2 separate regions of the Homo sapiens genome follow, and region 1 is linked to region 2. Evidence: chromatin contacts called from ENCODE Hi-C data. All regions are on one chromosome and are shown on one strand. The core of a region is the stretch at or near the end of the contact, and the rest is flanking DNA. Distances in the headings are between cores, read along the strand shown. Region 1 overlaps ABCA13 (ATP binding cassette subfamily A member 13). Region 2 has its middle 14 kb from the start of LINC02902.

The links. A loop is a pair of places that touch in the nucleus more often than their neighbours do. Pooled maps may share reads with other maps.
Region 1: a pooled map shows a loop between it and region 2 (6-fold over the local background). The contact joins two enhancer-like sites. A Hi-C loop is called at or near these places in 3 of 37 single-sample maps with no recorded cell type and 3 of 50 pooled maps.

The regions. Positions count from the first base shown.
Region 1 is chr7:48,249,199-48,251,898 of GRCh38, forward strand. It overlaps ABCA13 (ATP binding cassette subfamily A member 13), which reads left to right. Exons shown (of 62, transcript NM_152701.5): 15 at 14-153. Among named protein-coding and RNA genes, the nearest start is that of ABCA13, 79 kb to the left of the region's middle. Within about 2 kb of position 1,298, at least 2 of the 41 ENCODE cell types and tissues checked have a DNase peak (open chromatin) inside an H3K27ac peak, as active enhancers do.
Region 2 is chr7:47,668,320-47,671,019 of GRCh38, forward strand. No RefSeq gene overlaps it. Among named protein-coding and RNA genes, the nearest start is that of LINC02902, 14 kb to the left of the region's middle. Within about 2 kb of position 1,317, at least 19 of the 41 ENCODE cell types and tissues checked have a DNase peak (open chromatin) inside an H3K27ac peak, as active enhancers do.

The DNA.
Region 1 (2,700 bases), core at 48-2,547, 580 kb after region 2:
TTTTTGATTGCAGGATATTTCATACACTTGAAAAAACACAATTTTTCCTGGAACAAGCATATTATTGGAAAGCCTTCAAAAAGTTTATCAGGAAGACTTGCGAAGTGGCCCAATATGTAAATATGCAAGAGAGTTTCCAGAACAGACTATTGGGTAAGTCAGTAGCCTAAACTACAGGAATGGGGGATGCTTTCCCCTTTTAGTGAGGTGACATAATTTCCTGAGAGTCCATCCTATTTAACAAAGCGGGGCTTAAAATGGGTGGCTCTCCAAGCACAATTTGGCATTGTGATTACTTCATATAATTTTTTCTCATCAATTATGACAAGACTTACCAGAAGTCCTGGTTTGACTGAGCTACATTGTTCCTGCAAAATTTATAATAGTGACTGCTTTTACTCTCAAGACTGTCCTGGTTTGGGTGATAAATACTTCTATATGCAGACTAGTCATGATCCTACTCACAAGAGTCCAGATTTTCTGTTGTGGCCCTTCTCACTTTACTTAGCATTAAGATTGATGCTCACACTGGGGACAACTCCCCATGAACCTATAGAAGAAAACACAAACTGTTTTTCTCTATACACACACTCAACACTTCCAACACTGCTGTGACCATATGTGTGGATTTGTTCCACAACAAGCAATTCTCCACTTCTCCATTGACACTAACTGGGTGTCCTACAATTCGATTCAATTCTCGCACTGTCTGCCTGGAATTAGCATCAGATCCTGCAGGTTAAGGGCTCAGTCCCACAAGATTGCCCCTACTTCAGACGCCAACCCCAAGTCCAGGCTTCCCTTCTCACTTCTGATCAATTGGGTATAAATCAGGATTCCCATGAACCCCTCGTTGTGTTCAGTAATTTGCTGGTACAAGTCACAGAATGCAGAAAAACAGCTTACTTCCTAGGTTACTGGTTTATTAAGCAGATATAATTTAGGAACAGTAGATGGAAGAAATGCATAGGGTGAGGTATGTGGGGGCATGGAGCTTCTATGCCCTCTCCAGGCCTATCACCCTCCCAGCACCTCCATGTCCTCATCAACCTATGAGCACTCTGAACACTGTCCTTTTGGGTTTTTATGGAAGTTTCCTTATGTAGGCATGATATATTAAATCACTGGACATTAGTGATTGACTCAACTTCCATCCCTCTCTCCCCTACCTAGAGGTTAGAAGGCAGGTAAGGGAATGGGAGGAGGGAGAACCTGAAAGTTCCAACCTTCTAATTACAGGGTTGGTTCCCCTGACAATCAGCCCCCATTCTGGGGCTATCCAGCGCCTCTAGTCACCAGTCATTCATTAGCCTACAAAAAGACACCACTTCCTACATTCCAAGGGTCTTAGCAGCTATGTGCCTGTCAGGAAACAATGGCCTAGACCAAATATATATGTATGTTTTTATTATGTTAATGGCTCACCTCTTTCCTTATCAGCTTCATAAAACCAAAAATTCCCTAAAATATAAATATTACAAACTCATAACTGTATGATTCACAGGGAGTCCTCCTGTTCCCCAGAGATCTACTTTTTGGAAAGATGCCAGCATGTAAAACTTGCACTTCTGACCTCTGCTTTTTTACTCTAGAGCTGGTTGTCTATTTCCATCTCTCCTTGGGAATTATCTTCTGCCCTGGTTTTCCAGCATGCCATGACACTGCTCCATCACAGTGGGGTTATCAGCTTCTCCTTAGAAAGCCTGCATCTTGGACGTCAGGGACTTGGACAGGAAATGGGAGTTTCTCATTCCTTTTCTGTGGCTATTACGACCTTGCCTTTTCTTATTTCATGCTGTTTTTTAAACTGCTACTTTTAGAGGCTGCCAGAGATACTCCCTCTGTAGCTCTCAGTATCAAATCCACATATGGTAAGATGGGCCTTTGCATTTTCTACAGATTACACTATAAAACTCTTCTGTATAGCAGCAGTATTGGGTTGATGGTAACTTCTCCAATGAGTTGGCCATGTTCTTCTGGGTTGAGTACTCATCCTACACTTTAACTTTCTCCTATACTACCTGTCCTCATTATCACTTATTATTGCCCACTTTTGACTCTTTTCAGAAACAGGCTACAGAGAGTGATATGCAATAGTGGCAACAGGCTTGTGGTTCAGAAGTCTCAATGATACTGATAATTGCAAATATTTATTGTGCTTTCTATGATTATCTTGTTTAATCCTCATTCAACCTGTGAGATAGGTACCATTATGATTTCATTTTCAGATGAGAAAATTGAGGCTCAGAAAGATTTTATTCCTAGCATAGGTCTCAAAAGTATTAAGCATCAAAGTCAAGAATGCAAATCCAGGAAGTCTCACTCTGGATCCTGTAAGCTTAACCACTCTACTTTCTTTGGACAGACCCTTGCTGGGGGCTGATCTCTGTGAAAAGGCTTGCACTGTCACAGAAATATAACTAGTCTTATTAAGAAACGGAATTTAAAAAAAATATTTTTACTAAATATGTATATTATTTTATTAATTTATTTTTTATCTTTATTATTTTCTTTCTTCTAGTAAATTTAGTGTGATTGTTGTTCTTTTTCTTGTTCTTGACTTTCAGATTTTCTTATTTTCTAATAGGTACTTTTAAGACAATAAATTTTCCTCTATGCCGAGCTCTAGGTATATTTCACACATTTTAATATGTCATTCAACTGCCTTCTGGCATGTAAGAGAAGTCAGTTGGTAATCTT
Region 2 (2,700 bases), core at 67-2,566:
CTTCTGGCTTTGTTTCACTGTGCAGTTGTTGAGTGCCTAATGTACACCAGCAACAATTCAGGCCCTTGGGGTGCAGCAATAGGAGATGCTCCTGGAGCCAAGAGGATACCGACGGATCCCCTCCAGGCCAAGTAGTACCTGCAGCTAGGTCCATTCAACTAAACCAGATGAGTGTCATCTAGGTCTGTTTGTCCCTAGGGCATAGCAGATGCTCAATAAATACTTGCTTAATGAATAAAAGTCTCCTAATAAAAATAGTAGTAGGAGCCAACATCATTATTGAGTGCTTCTCTGTATCAGGCATTGTTCTAAACTTCACATGAACTCAATCTTCTTAACAGCTTTCATGATGAAGGCCGTAGGATCCCAACTTTACCAGTGAGAAAACAGAGGCATGGAAAGCTAGAGGAATTCAGCAAAGGTTATGTAGGAACTATCTTAAGGAGTGTGGGAGTGAATTCCAAACCTAGCGTGCTTTATCCCGGGCTTGGGTCTGCCCTCGAACCACAGGAGGTAGAAAAAAGGGCACACAGTCTTCATTTTCCGAGGATGTCATAGCAGGTGCTGCAGGCTGGGTGGCTGAACCCTCAGAAATGAATTTCCTCGCAGTCCTGGAGGCAGCAAGGCAGAGACTAAGGTGTTGGCAGGTTTGGTTTCTCCTGAGGCATCTCTCCTCGGATGGTAGATAGCTGTCTCCTCCCTCTTCCCTAAGGATGTGTGTGTAAGCCTGTGTCCCAATCTCCTCTTGTTATAAGGACACCAGTCATTGGATTAAGGCCCACCGTAATGCCTCATTTTACCTTAATTTCCTGGTAAAGGCCCTATCTCCAAAGAAGGTCACATCCTGAGATTCTGGTTAGGACTTCAGTCTTGGAATTTTGGGTAACACAATTCAGCTGGTGACATTGACACAGCCTGGGGCTGCCCAGTTTTCCCAGAAGGGGCAGCAGGAATGGGTCAAAAACCCATCACTCATCAAGAAAAACCAGTTCATGTGTTGAGGAACCGTCTTGTCTGCCGTCCTTCAGAATGAGTGCGCAGTTGTTTTGCTGTTTTCTTGGGAACCAGCTGTGGAACACTGCGCTTCCCTTTCCTTTCTTTTCAAGAACCTTGGTGCCCACCTGGCCTCCTGGAGGACACCTTTGTGCAGAGGCTGCCAGAGATGGAACATAGAGATGGGGGAGGGGAGCAGGTGATGCTGGCCCCTGTTGAAAGAAAGTGGGCAAGAGCAGGGGTAGTTATTTCTCCTCTTACAGAAAGGGCTTGCTGAGTTAGGCTTCATGTGGCATTGTGTTCTTTTGAACGTCACTTAAGGCATACATGAAGCGTGTGCACATGACACAGCCCAGTGGAGCCAGGGAGTGACTCAGCCTGCTGCCCAACACCCACTGCAAGTTGTTCCTGTGGCTGCCTCTAGCTGTTCCCCAATCTGAAATTTGTTTTTCGTTTTCCTTCACTTAAAAAAACTTGTTGGCCGGGCTCGGTGGCTCACACCTGTCATCTCAGCACTTTGAAAGGCCAACGAGGGAGGACTGCTTGAGCCCAGGAGTTTGAGACCAGCCTGGGCAACATAGAGAGACCCTGTCTCTACTAAAAGATAAAAATAAAACAATTAGCCGGCCACGGTGGTGCATGCCTGTGGTCTCAGCTACTGGGGAAGCTGAGGTGGGAGGACGGCTCAAGTCCGGGAGGTTGCGATTACAGTGAGCCATGATCTCGCCACTGTACTCCAGCCTGGGCAACAAAGTGAGATCTTTTCTCAAAAAAAAAAAAAAGTTGTAACATGCGTGTATCCCCAAACAATAAATTGCTTAGTCAGGCTTATGTGGGACTTTCTAGAAATGCTATCACACTTTGTGTTGACTTCTGAGCCTTGCTTTTTTCCCTTCAAGTTTATGTTCCTTTCCCAAGGCTCTCCCAGGCCCAAGGGTCTCTCACGCTCTGTAAAACCTGTGCTCAAAGCTTCTCCCCTGAGGCTGTGGGCAGAGACTGGGTGATACTGAAGTAATACAAGTTCTCAGGAAAGATCCTTTTTTTTTTTTTTTTTTTTTTTTTACACCAGGCCAGGCCCAGATTGGGTATTTTTAATATGTAAAAACAAGACTGGGTGTGGTGGCTCACACCTGTAATCCCAGCACTTTGGGAGGCCGAGGCAGGTGGATTGCCTGAGGTCAGGAGTTTGAGACCAGCCTGGCCAACATGGTGAAACCCCGTCCCTACTAAAAATACAAAAAAATTAGCCAGGTGTGGTGGTTCATGCCTGTAATCCCAGCTACTCGGGAGGCACAAGGCAGGGGAAAATGCTTAAACCCAGGAGGTGGAGGTTGCAGTGAGCTGAGATCGCGCTACTGCACTCCACCTTGGGTGACAGAGTGAGACTCTACCTCAAAAAAAAAAAAAAAAAAAACCAAAAAACAAAACAAACAAAAAAACAAATATGTAAAAACAGGGAGGGCCCCAGTGTGCTTGTTAACATGCATATGAGAGCGCCAGTTTGCAAAGCAGGTACAGCCCAGGCGGGCACTGAGCAGGATTCACAGCTGGGTCCAGACGCCTTCGCTCCCCACAGATGACACCTGCAGCGAGACTCTGCTGACCTTGAACTTCAAGCTCTGTGCTTCCACTTTTGACATTCATTTGTTTCTTAGCCTAAACTTGACACTTCCTTTTAGCAATATGCAAATTCAAGGCTGTCACAGC